4 separate regions of the Homo sapiens genome follow, and all the other regions are linked to region 2. A link is a contact called in ENCODE Hi-C data. All regions are on one chromosome and are shown on one strand. Each heading gives the region's core, a stretch centred on a gene start or an enhancer-like site at or near the end of the contact. The rest is flanking DNA. Distances are from core to core; before and after follow the strand shown.

Evidence for each region. A loop is a pair of places that touch in the nucleus more often than their neighbours do. Pooled maps may share reads with other maps.
Region 1: a map of ovary shows a loop between it and region 2 (16-fold over the local background). The contact joins the promoter of PCID2 here to the promoter of ANKRD10 in region 2. A Hi-C loop is called at or near these places in 1 of 168 maps with a recorded cell type or tissue (ovary), 4 of 37 single-sample maps with no recorded cell type and 17 of 50 pooled maps.
Region 3: a loop to region 2 is called in a map of naive thymus-derived CD4-positive, alpha-beta T cell, with 13 times the contacts of the local background. The contact joins the promoter of LAMP1 here to the promoter of ANKRD10 in region 2. A Hi-C loop is called at or near these places in 1 of 168 maps with a recorded cell type or tissue (naive thymus-derived CD4-positive, alpha-beta T cell), 2 of 37 single-sample maps with no recorded cell type and 11 of 50 pooled maps.
Region 4: a pooled map shows a loop between it and region 2 (20-fold over the local background). The contact joins the promoter of SLC9D1 here to the promoter of ANKRD10 in region 2. A Hi-C loop is called at or near these places in 5 of 37 single-sample maps with no recorded cell type and 10 of 50 pooled maps.

Annotation. Positions count from the first base shown.
Region 1 is chr13:113,207,219-113,209,918 of GRCh38, reverse strand. It overlaps PCID2 (PCI domain containing 2), which reads left to right and starts at 1,250. Exons shown (of 14, transcript NM_001127202.4): 1 at 1,250-1,320. The coding sequence starts at 1,285. CUL4A (cullin 4A) reads right to left here and starts at 306. Exons shown (of 20, transcript NM_001008895.4): 1 at 144-306. The coding sequence starts at 291. RefSeq lists silencers at 1-50, 111-440, 541-810, 1,071-1,360 and enhancers at 895-1,544, 1,545-2,195.
Region 2 is chr13:110,913,640-110,916,339 of GRCh38, reverse strand. ANKRD10 (ankyrin repeat domain 10) reads left to right here and starts at 1,271. Exons shown (of 6, transcript NM_017664.4): 1 at 1,271-1,615. The coding sequence starts at 1,406. RefSeq lists silencers at 430-589, 720-1,379, 1,650-2,019 and enhancers at 1-631, 2,130-2,259, 1,983-2,659.
Region 3 is chr13:113,295,897-113,298,596 of GRCh38, reverse strand. It overlaps LAMP1 (lysosomal associated membrane protein 1), which reads right to left and starts at 1,358. Exons shown (of 9, transcript NM_005561.4): 1 at 1,102-1,358. The coding sequence starts at 1,162. RefSeq lists an enhancer at 538-717 and a silencer at 948-1,227.
Region 4 is chr13:113,489,740-113,492,439 of GRCh38, reverse strand. SLC9D1 (solute carrier family 9 member D1) reads right to left here and starts at 1,419. Exons shown (of 13, transcript NM_017905.6): 1 at 1,167-1,419. It overlaps DCUN1D2 (defective in cullin neddylation 1 domain containing 2), which reads left to right and starts at 1,729. Exons shown (of 7, transcript NM_001014283.2): 1 at 1,729-1,773. The coding sequence starts at 1,771. RefSeq lists a silencer at 1,109-2,028 and an enhancer at 2,259-2,558.

The DNA.
Region 1 (2,700 bases), core at 1-2,500, 2.3 Mb before region 2:
TAGCCACCCCCGACCCGGCCGGCGCCCCGGCGCCCCCGCTCCCGGGGCCCGCACGGATCTCGGGGCCTTCCCCCCAAGTCGGGCGGGGTCTCGTGGGGTCCCCGCCCGGGGCGCCTGGCCCTCGACCCGGCCGCCGCACCCACCTCGGAAGTTCTTGATGACCAGCTTCTTGGAGCCGCCCGCGCCCCCCGGCTTGGCGGGCGCGGCGGCCAGGGCCGCGGGCTTGGTGAGGCCGTTGGTGCGGCCCACGAGCGCCGAGAAGCTGCCCTTCCGCGGGGCCTCGTCCGCCATGGCTGGGCCGGAACCGCCGCGCCCCGCCCCGAGCGCCGCCGCCCGCCGAGCTCCGCTCCGCCCGCCCCGGTCCGCGCGGCCTCCGCCCCGTCCTCCTCGCGCGCCCCGCCCCGCCCCGCCCGCGTGCCCGAGCCCAACCGCCGCCGCGCCCGGCTACTCCTGAGGGCTTAGGAACGCGCGCCGGGAATCCCTCCTGAGGGATCGGACTCCCCCTAAGAGATTCGGACACCCCCTCCTGGCTCGAGGGCGCGCGCCGGGACTCCCGTCCTGAGGGATCGGGACCCTCACCCCCGGCTCCGGGGGGCGCACCGAGACCCTGCCCCCAGGGCTCCGGGCACCCCCTCCTGGCTCGGGGATGCGTGCCGCGGGCACCCCTCCTGAGGGGATCGGGAGCCGGGACACCCTCCTGAGGGCCCCGGGGCGCGCGCCTCCTGAGGGCTCGGCACCCCCACCCCGGGCGTGAGACCACCTCGAGGGCTCAGGGGTGCGCGCCGGGACGTGCCCTAACTCCTGCAGGCTCGGGAGCGCGCGGCGGAGGCACCTTATGAGAGCTCGGGAGCGCGCGCCATGTCCCTCCCCCTCCCCCTCCTCGGGCGCGCGCGCCCCGAGGCCCTGGCCCAGCCAGGCGCGGAGGGTCCTCCGCGGCCTGGTTTTCACAAGGGGCAGACGAAGGGTCAGCGCAGTGAAAGGCAGTTTAGCCGTGGGGCTGTCCTCGCCACTGGACCCCAAACCCCTCAGCCCGGGCGGGCCCGAACACACAATCAGAGCCGCTGGCGTCCCGGCTGAGAGGACGGGGCCCCGGCAGAAAGACCCCGGGCCCCCTCAGCCCGAGCGCGTCGCCGAGCCGGTCCCCAGGTTCTCCCTCCGGAACCAACCTGCGCACCCGCGGCGGGGCCGGGGGCGCCAGGACCCAGACGGACCGAGGGCCGGAAGTGACGCCAGCTGGCCCGCTTGAGGCGTAGGGGGTGGCGCTCTCCGTTCGGCGGCGCTCCCATGGCGCACATTACCATTAACCAGTACCTGCAGCAGGTGGGTCCTAGCCGGGGAGCGCGCGGCGGCGTGGTTGGCCCTCGGCGTGTTCCGTGTGTCCCCTCCTGCCTTGGACCCTCAGGCCTTTTCCTTTCCCGCCTCGCCACCCTTCTTCCGTTCGGGTCCCCGGCGGGCAGCCGCGCGAGCCGAACAGCGGCGGCCGGGACTCGGGAAGGCGGCCCGAGTTCTCCCCTGCAGGGCCGCCGTGGGGGCCGGGCGGTGTCCGTGGATCGCGGAGTCGTCGCGGTGTAAGTAGACGCGGCGGTCCCAGGTCGCTGCCCTCACTTGCTGGCACGTGTGGCCGCGCTCCCAGGCGGTCCGAAGGGCCTGCGGGCCACGCCGAGGGCCCGCTGTGGGCGGTGCTGTGTCGGATGGACGCTGTTTCCCAGCAGGATGCGGGATGAATTCGGGGACTCCAGGAGGCGATGGAGGAGTAAGCGCGAGGCTGTGGCCGTGCTGCAGGCCGGGCTCGTGCCCCTCGTCCTCGCTGTCGTTTAACGCCCTTCACTCTCCGAGCACAATGCACACTTCATATCGCTCGGTACATGCGTCTGACAGATGTTGTTCAACAGCTTGTAAGTAGCAGAAGCACAGTTAAAAGATGGACACTTGTAAAGATTCAACGCATATTCTTTCCACTAAACTATGCCTGTCTTCAGAACCAGCACTGTGGTAACAGGGATAGGAAATATAGGGAATGGATTTTTAAAATATTTGAAGGAAACATTACCAAGACGTGGTGAATAAGAATGGGTGGGCTGAGGGACACGGAGGAGTTAAGAATGATTCCCAGGCTTGTAATCTGGGAAAAAGATGAATAGAGTGGATTTGGAGGGAGAAATAAAGTTTTGGGCATGTTGAGTTTGAGGTGTCTGTTGACAACTGGGTAAAGATACGTACTTGATAGCTGAAAAGTCTGACATGATTGGGCCCAGCAGTTGCTTGGTTAATTGAGAAAACTGGTTAAAACAGGAATCACGAAGAAATGGATGTATGTTTTTAACTTAAAACATGAAAGTATACATTCACTTGCCAATTTTTTTTTTACACCACTTACCTCAAGTTCTATACTTGCCAATCTTTTGATGTAAGCCCAGGGCCTTTTCTTTAGGCTGTGTCTGTTTTGGCCTAATCTTAGCAGACTTAACATTTTCCAATATCAGTTTATTTAAAGTTAAACAAGGATATAGGCATTTAAGAACCAATTTGATACGATTATCTTTAGAATTTTCTTAATCTTTTACAATTTTTCCCCCATACCTAATTATTTTTTTAACAAACTCAAGTGAGCCTTTTAAAAACATACAACTTAGCTTATAGAGAAACAACTGTTTCCTTTTGCATTCATATTTCATTGATGAGCTTAAAAGTACATAACTA
Region 2 (2,700 bases), core at 22-2,521:
ATTTTGCAAAAAGGAAGTTTACACAGCGAAAAACTATATATACAAATGAAATAAAATACATGATTTAAAAAGACCGCATATTTAGAAGCAAAGGAAATATTCATAAACATTGTGGTTATTCCTCAATAGTGAAATTACTGATGCTTTCATAATCAGAATAAAATTACATATGTAATAAAGTCCGTGATACTGTCATTCAAAATAGGGGATTTGGTACTCCCTTACATTTATACAGTTCTCAACAAAAAGCCTTTTATTGTTTGCTCTGTCTGGTCTTCTCGCTTATCTCTTAAACTTGCAAACGTATAGTCCTAGCCCACCGCACTCGGTTCCGAAGAAGGCGTCCCTCGGACAAAACCGAGGAATCTGTCCTGCTCTGTAAGGAACTAGGGCTTGCTGATTCCCAGATTTTAACGAGAATCCCTGCTCCCCGTAGGCGCTCCATAAATTTTTACTGGACAACTTCACCGCGCGCTACTGGGCCTCCGGGAGACCCGTGACTCCCACCCGCTCTGGGCGCGGGCCCGCAGAGCCTCAACCCGCGCCCCCGGCAGCCGGGATTCCCCGCCCGGACCGGCTCCCAGGCTGGAAACATCATGGTCCGCACCCGGGGCGCAGCCGAGACCCACCGCGCCGGAGGCCCCGGGACCCGCTCAGACCGCTGCTTGGCCACTCTACGCCCCTGAGCCCCCCACACAGCCAGCCCCGTGACCTCCGAGCCCCGTGACCTCCGAGCCCCGTGACCTCCAAGCCCCGGAAGCCGCTGTAGGCAGCGGCCCAGCCAGGCCCCGCCCCCTCCACCGGAGCTCCACGCGTCAATTCCAGCCAGGCCCCGCCCCCGGCCGCCCCAGGCGTGGACCCAAGCCAGGCCCCGCCCTCTGCCTGGCTACTCCAGGCGCCCACCGCCCCAGGCGTCCTCTAGCCCAAGCCCAATGCCCGGCTGCTCCAGACGTCGACAGCCCCATGCCCCGCCTCCTAATCGGCTGCTGCTGGCGTCCTCTGGTCCAGGCTCCGCTCCCTACCCGGCTGCTCCAGGCATCCTCTAGGCTAGACCCCGCCACCTACCGGCCGCTCCAGGCGTCCGCAGCTCCAAGCCCCGCCCTCCGCCCGGCTGCTCCAGGCGGCCTCCGGCTCAAGCCCCGCCCCCTGCCCGGCGGCTCCAGAGGTCCGCGGCTCCAGGCCCCGACCCCTGCCCGGCTGCACAAGGCGTCCTCTGGGCCAGGCCCCGCCCCCAGCCCGGCCGCTCCAGGCCCCGCCCCGCCCCCTCTGTGCGCGCTCCGCTCGGCAGCCTGTGGGACGCGACCGCGGCGCTAGTCTCGTTCCTTTGTGCTGCGGCGGCGGCTTCTCGAGTCCTCCCCGACGCGTCCTCTAGGCCAGCGAGCCCCGCGCTCTCCGGTGACGGACCATGTCGGCGGCGGGAGCGGGCGCGGGCGTAGAGGCGGGCTTCTCCAGCGAGGAGCTGCTCTCGCTCCGTTTCCCGCTGCACCGCGCCTGCCGCGACGGGGACCTGGCCACGCTCTGCTCGCTGCTGCAGCAGACACCCCACGCCCACCTGGCCTCTGAGGACTCCTTCTATGGCTGGACGCCCGTGCACTGGGCCGCGCATTTCGGCAAGGTGGGTGCGAACGCTTTAAGGCGCCATTTTCCCCGGCTGTCCAGTGGGAGTCGGGGAAAGCGGGTCTGAGGTGCGGGGGACGTGGGGCGTGCCGGGATCGCGGGGCGGAAGCGGGATCGACGGCGCCTGTGCCCCGAGGGGCCTAGGGCGCCTGTGCGGCAGCGCTCGCGGCCCGGAGTCGCGGCGGGGCAGCCGGGGGGCGCGGGGCGGAAGCGAGGTCGGTGGCGCCTGCGTCCGGAGGGGCCTAGGGCGCATGTGCGGCGGCGCGCGTAGCAAGTTTCTAACAAGGCGGGCTCCAAGGGTCCCGGCGCCTGTTGGCCGGATCCTGTGCGAGCGCGCGCGCGCGCGGATGGTGCGGGGCCCTCCAGGCCGGGCCGGAGGCGCGAGCGATTTCGCAGAGCCGGGTATTAGGCCGCGAAGTCGCCCAGGCGGCTTCCGGGGAGCCGAGCTGGGGTCAGAGGCGCGCGGGGAATGCCCGGGCGCGGTCGACCTTCTGGTTCCGCACAGCCTCGCCAGTAGCCGAGGGCCGCGCTGCGGACGAGCTCAGCCGAGGAGCAAGCGCCCCGGCGGGACTGGAAGGCCCCGGCAGCTGTGTGGGATGGAGGCCGGCTCTCCAGCTTCTGGGTTTGCTTTAAGGCTTGTAGCTGGCCCCGCTTCAGCAAAATTAGTGACGGCTGTGTTTATCTTGGATCTAAATTACTGCAGAAGTGGTTAAATTAAGCAGAATTCTCTTCCCGTGGAGGCTTTACGTTCCCCTCTTTTTTCTTAAACTGAAAATTCTGGGGGAACACAGTGCTGCTTTAAGGTTTTAAAAGGTTGGATAGCTACCGTTTCCTCATCTGTGAAGTCGTTGGGGTACTTGCTCTCAGAAATCTTAAATAAGATTTCACCGTGCATTTCAGAAGTGACTGGTTTTAATTAATATTTCTTAATTCACTGAAATTCAGGGATGTGTATAGTGTTTTTCTCGTAAGTGATGAGATGGGGTTAAATGGTTTTGCAGAAATATGTGAGAGGTAATGTGAAATAAGTTACTTTAAGAAGGCCTGGCCCTGGTAATGTCGTTACCAGCTGATGAAGTTGCG
Region 3 (2,700 bases), core at 109-2,608, 2.4 Mb before region 2:
ACTCACAGTAACAGAGTTTTACAGCTGGATGGGACTGAGGGATTTAAAGAAGTCAAGGCAGATGTGTACAGGAGTGTATTTCTATATCTACTTAACTCACACACACTCCCCCAGCTTGATTCTACATCACCTTTCAGATCCTGGCATTTAAGATAATCTTCTCATATTACGGGGGAGGGCGGCGGGGGGAGGAGGTGAAAGAATAGTGTTGGCGGGGGGCAATCCGGACTGTCTTAAAGAGACAGCACACATCCTCTTATTAAGACAATAAATGAGAACGAAATTCACTAGTCAATACAATATTGAGCACCTACTGCCCATCTGAGCTCTATAAACTGACAGAAGAGAAGGGTGCTTCCCCACGTGTTCCCTGGTCCCGCATTTCGGCCTACAGGAACGGCGCTCTTTAAACTACTTACTAGACATGAACATTGCCACCGTGAGTCTGAGGCCAGCTTTCCCTCATCTTGTCTACTACGGAATCTTGTGAAATCCCAAAGATAACTTTAAAAATTATTTTAACATACATGTGAATTCACAATAACATAAATACACTCGCATCTCCTCCACACCGCTGAAAGAGGAGAAAGGTTCAAGTACAAAGGTGGGGAATGCTCGCACCGGCTTCTCCCTGTCCTGGGTGAAATCCATGTTGGGAAGAGCTTGATCTAGGTCACCCACCCGGGAGCTGAGACCACAGACGTCCCTGCCACCTTCGGCGGCGCAGCCTCGTCTAGATCTCACCGCCTCAACTTGCCAGGAAACTTAACGACCTGAAAGCACCAGACCGCCGAGCAAGCCATCGGAAGTTCCCTTTCGCACTCACCACCACAGAAAAACTGAGTTCAGTGAGACAGACCTTAGAGGAGCCAGGTCCTGGGATGAGACCTCCTGGTCCCCCAAGCACCTGCCATTGAGCTCCGCTCCGACCCTACGACCCCGAGAGAAACACCCGCCCGCGGGCAGAGCCGGCCGGGACCAGGAGCAGTGGGTGCGGGGCGACCCGCGGGACAACGACCCGGCAGTCCCCCGCCCTCAAGACCCAGGGACCTCGGCTCCGCCCGGTCCCGCCGCTCCCAGGCCCCGCCTCGACCCCCTCACCGAGCAGCAGCAACAGCAGTAGCAGCAGCAGGGGTCGCCGGGCGCTGCCGGGGGCCGCCATGGCGCGAGGCGGCCGGGTACGGTGCGGGGAGCGGGGGCGCGGGCGGCGGTTGGGCCGCGGACTGCCGGGCGCTGCGGTGGCGGGGCGCGGGCGCCAAGGGCTGGCGTTAGAGACAGCGGCGTTACCAGACGCAAGAGGCCCGGCCACTGCGACGCCGGCACGAAGAAGACACCGCGGCCGGCAGCGCTTGTCACGTGAGCTGCGCCGCGCCCGGGCGTCACGTGATCCCGCGGGTCTCGCGAGAGCGCGCGCGTCGAGCGCCGGCGGCTCGGCTCCCCGCAGGTGCGGCAGCTTCCAGCACCGCGCGCCCCCTCACGCGTGATGCAGGCCGACACGTGACCCGCAGCGGCACGTGACCCGCAGCGGCACGTGACCCTGGACCCACGTGACCCGGCCTGGTCCGGGGGACTGGGGCCGAGCCGAGGTCCTGAAACGGGAAGTGGGCTGGGTTCGCGGAAAAGGAAGAGGAAGAGTAGTGGCGGGAGAAAGTGAGGAAAGAGGAAGCCCGCGAGGGGAGAAAGGGCAGACGGATCGCGGACGCCCAGGCCTCCCTTCAGCCTGCGAGGCGTCCCAAACGCGGGCTCTTTATGGACAGGAGGGTGGTGTGGGTGGCAGCGCGGGTGACCGGCCGGGTGCGCGGCCAGGGATGGGCGAAGGGTTTGTCTTTTGGTGAGTGGGAAGCAAGTTCCTCACACAGGGAGGCCACTGTGCCCAAACTCTTGAGTGGTTTTAGGAAGGAAATAAGGGATCTGAAATGGGTCAGTGCGGCCTTCCGCTCGTTAATCGCGGGCTGAGGGAAGACGGCACCAGGCTGCCCAAGGTGAAGGTGAAGGTGCGATGGCGATACTCTTTGGCTTACAGAAAGTTCCTGTCGAGCACTTTGTTTTTTTTTTTGAGACGGAGTCTCGCTCTGTCGCCCAGGCTGGAGTGCAGTGGCGCGATCTCGGCTCGCTGTAACCTCCGCCTCCCGGGTTCAAGCGATTCTCTTGCCTCAGCCTCCCAAGTAGCTGGGATTACAGGCGTGCGCCACCACGCCCGGCTGATTTTGTATGTTGAGTAGAGACGGGGTTTCACCAGTTGGCCAGGCTGGTCTCGAACTCCTGACCTCAAGCAATCCACCCGCCTCGGCCTCCCAAAGTGCTGAGATTACAGCCCTGAGCCACGGCGCCTGGCTCCTGCATTTTAGAAGTCTGAAGATGCTCTGTTTTTTGGCTTGTCATCATATAGGATTTATGGCCTTTTGTTAAAATACTATTTAATTAAGGCCCCTACGCTACTGCTTTGTATAAAGCACCCGTCGCATAAGTACCTACATCTTAGAAAAAGATTTAATCTTACATTTCAAAAGGCATCATAGCAACGGGGACTGGATGTGCACCTAGTTAATAGAGACAGCACTCAGCCAGATAAAGACAGGACCAGGCACTCACTATCAGTCCTCACCAGAGGACTGTGACCTTAAAAAGGGCGGGATTTGACCAATTCAACACTGGCATTTTGATAGACCCCACCTTGCTGTCACTTGTGCTTAGCACCCT
Region 4 (2,700 bases), core at 170-2,669, 2.6 Mb before region 2:
ATATACTATGGTTTTGCAAGGTGCTACCATTGGAGAAAACAGGGCAAAGGCACTCTGTAGGATTTCTCTGTATTACTCCTTACAACTTCATGTGATCTACAACCATCTCAAAATAAAAAGGTTTTCAAATTCTACCTAAGACCAGGTGCGGTGGTTAATGCCACTGCTGTATTACGACACAATTATCTGTATTCCCAGCGCTCTGGGAGGCTGAGGTGGGCGAACTGCTTGAGGTCAGGAGTTGGAGATCATCCTGGGCAACACAGCAAGACCCTGTCTCTATTAAAAATGAAATAATTAGCCGGGCGTGATGCTCCCTGTGGCCCCAGCTCCTGGGGAGGCTGAGGCGGGAGAATCGCTTGAGCCTTGACCAGCCACTGCACTCCAGCCTGGGCGACAGCAAAACTCTGTCTCAACAACCACAAAAAAGCTTTAGAATATTTAAGTCAAGCCTGTAGGAGAAAAAAACTACAAATATTTCACAAGTAATCCAATCATTAAGACACTCCTTTTGAAAAAGCCGGTAAATAAGATAAATTTGGAAGACAGAATAATCAGAAAAACAGGCAGTGAATAGGGACCCGATACGCAGCGGTCTTGCTTCCCCCGCGCAGGCGTCCACACCCTGGGTCATGGACACCGTGAGGAGCCGTTAGGAGTCACAGGAGGGGGGCCAGGGACAGGGCTGCATCTCTGCGGCCGGCCCTGGAGGCCCCGAGTCCACCCGGGCGGCCAGGGTGGGAACGCAGGTTCCATTCCAGGTTAGAACGTGGGCCTCAGCGAAGAGCGCCTAGGCAAGGCCTGGAGGAGCGGGACCCCAGGCCACACAGACCACCCGACCCCGGGAGACAATACCTGCAAGAAAAGGGGAGCCCCGAGGAGAGAGAGAGGGGAGGTGAGCCCCAGGGAGGGAGAGAGAGGAGGGGAGCCCCAGGGAGGGAGGGAAGGAAGGAAGGGGACCCCTGGGAAGGGAAGAAGGGAATGGGAGCCCCGGGGAGGGAGAGAGGGGAGCCCCAGGGAGGGAGGGAAGGAAGGAAGGGGACCCTTGGGAAGGGAAGAAGGGAAGGTGAGCCCCGGGGAGGGAGAGAGGGGAGGGGAGCCCCAGGGAGGGAGGGAAGGAAGGGGACCCCGGGAAAGAGCCCCGGATGGACGGGCCTGGTGCTCACCGGGACGCAGGGATCCGCGCCCGCCCGTCCGGCCCGAGCATCACCGTTCCGCGGCCTGGGCCGGGCTCTGAGGCGCCAGGACCCGAGGGGCGGAGGGGGACGCTGTCTCCCGCCTCGGAGCGCAGCGCCGGAGGGCTTCCTTGCATCCCTTCCCAGGCGGGACCAGGGAGGCCGGGAGGCCGGGAGTCCGGGAGGGAGCGGCCGCCGCCCTGCCCAGCACCGCCCCCGCTCAGCCAAGCCGACCCGGACTCCCGCCCAGCCGCAGTCACTGCCCCCTTTAAGAGGCGGGGCGTGGGCGGGTCCCGTCGGCCGCGGGCGGCGAGCACTTCCTGGCCGGCGTGGGGCCTGGCAGCCGCAGGCTGGCGTTGGACCCCGCAGGGGCGAGCCAAGGCCCTCGCAGAGGGCTGGACGCGCAGGGGCTGTGGGGCGCGAGCTCCCGTGGGCCCCCGGGCGGCGCTGAGCATGCCGGGAGTGGGAGTCCCCGCGGCCGGCTCCCGGCACTGCCCCGGAGCCGAGGGCCGCGGCCGTCCGAGGACGAGGGCGGAGCCGCCGCCGCGCCTGCGCAGAAGGCCGGGGCCGGCCAGAAGCGGGCGGCGCGGGGGAGATGGTAGGTGGCCCGGCGTCGCCTCTGCCCGTCGGGGTCGGGGTCGGGGTCGGGCCCCAAGGTCGGCGCAGGCGGCGCGCTGGATGTGGGAGGCCGAGCCCAGCGAGCTGCGCGGGGCGTTCCGCGTGGATCCGAGGGAGGAACGCGCCGCGGGCCCGCGAGCCGGAGCGGTGGCGTCGGAGGCGCGGGACCGCGGGGAGCGCGGGTTTGACCCGGAGCCGCGAGGGACGACCGGGAGTGAGCGGAGGGCGGGGGCCGGGAGGAACTGTAGGGGCCTTGGGGCAGGGGCCGGGGCCGAGCGGGAACCCAGGCCGGGGGCTTCCCAGGGCGGCTTCGAAACGGGCAGTCGAGGCGGGCGAGGGCTCGGCTGCTCCTGCGGGCGTCTGTGCAGATGCTGAGGCTGTTGACCAAAACAGCGCAAGGAAGGAATCCGCGAGAAGCTCAGATTCGCGGGGGAGGCCCTGCTGCCGGGAGGGGAGGGAGAGGCACAGCGGGGCCCTAGCGCGGGCTCTAGCCGGGAGCTGTAGCGTGGCTGTAGGTGTGCATCTGTGGAGCTGGTAGAGTTCCGCAGCGCAGGAGGGAGGCTGCTGGAGGTGCACATCAGTTACTTTGAAATGTGGTGGAAATGGTGATGGATGGGATTTATTCAGTCCACATCGGTTCAGAGGCCAGCAAGGTGCTGCTGGGTGTGACTGGTGCTGGGCCAGGCATGATCTTGGCGTTGAGGGAGTTGATGCCCCAGCAGGGGAGACAGGCACCAGATGCACAATTGTTTGACCACAGTTGGGACAAAGGCTAAGGCACGGGTTCCAGGAACTTGTAGGATGCGGCTGTGGGAGTGGTGTCAGATGCTGAGGGTGTGAGTTGAACTGTGGAGAATTTCTCTGGAAATTAGCCAGAGAAAAAGTGAGGTTCCGGGGCAGCCAGCCG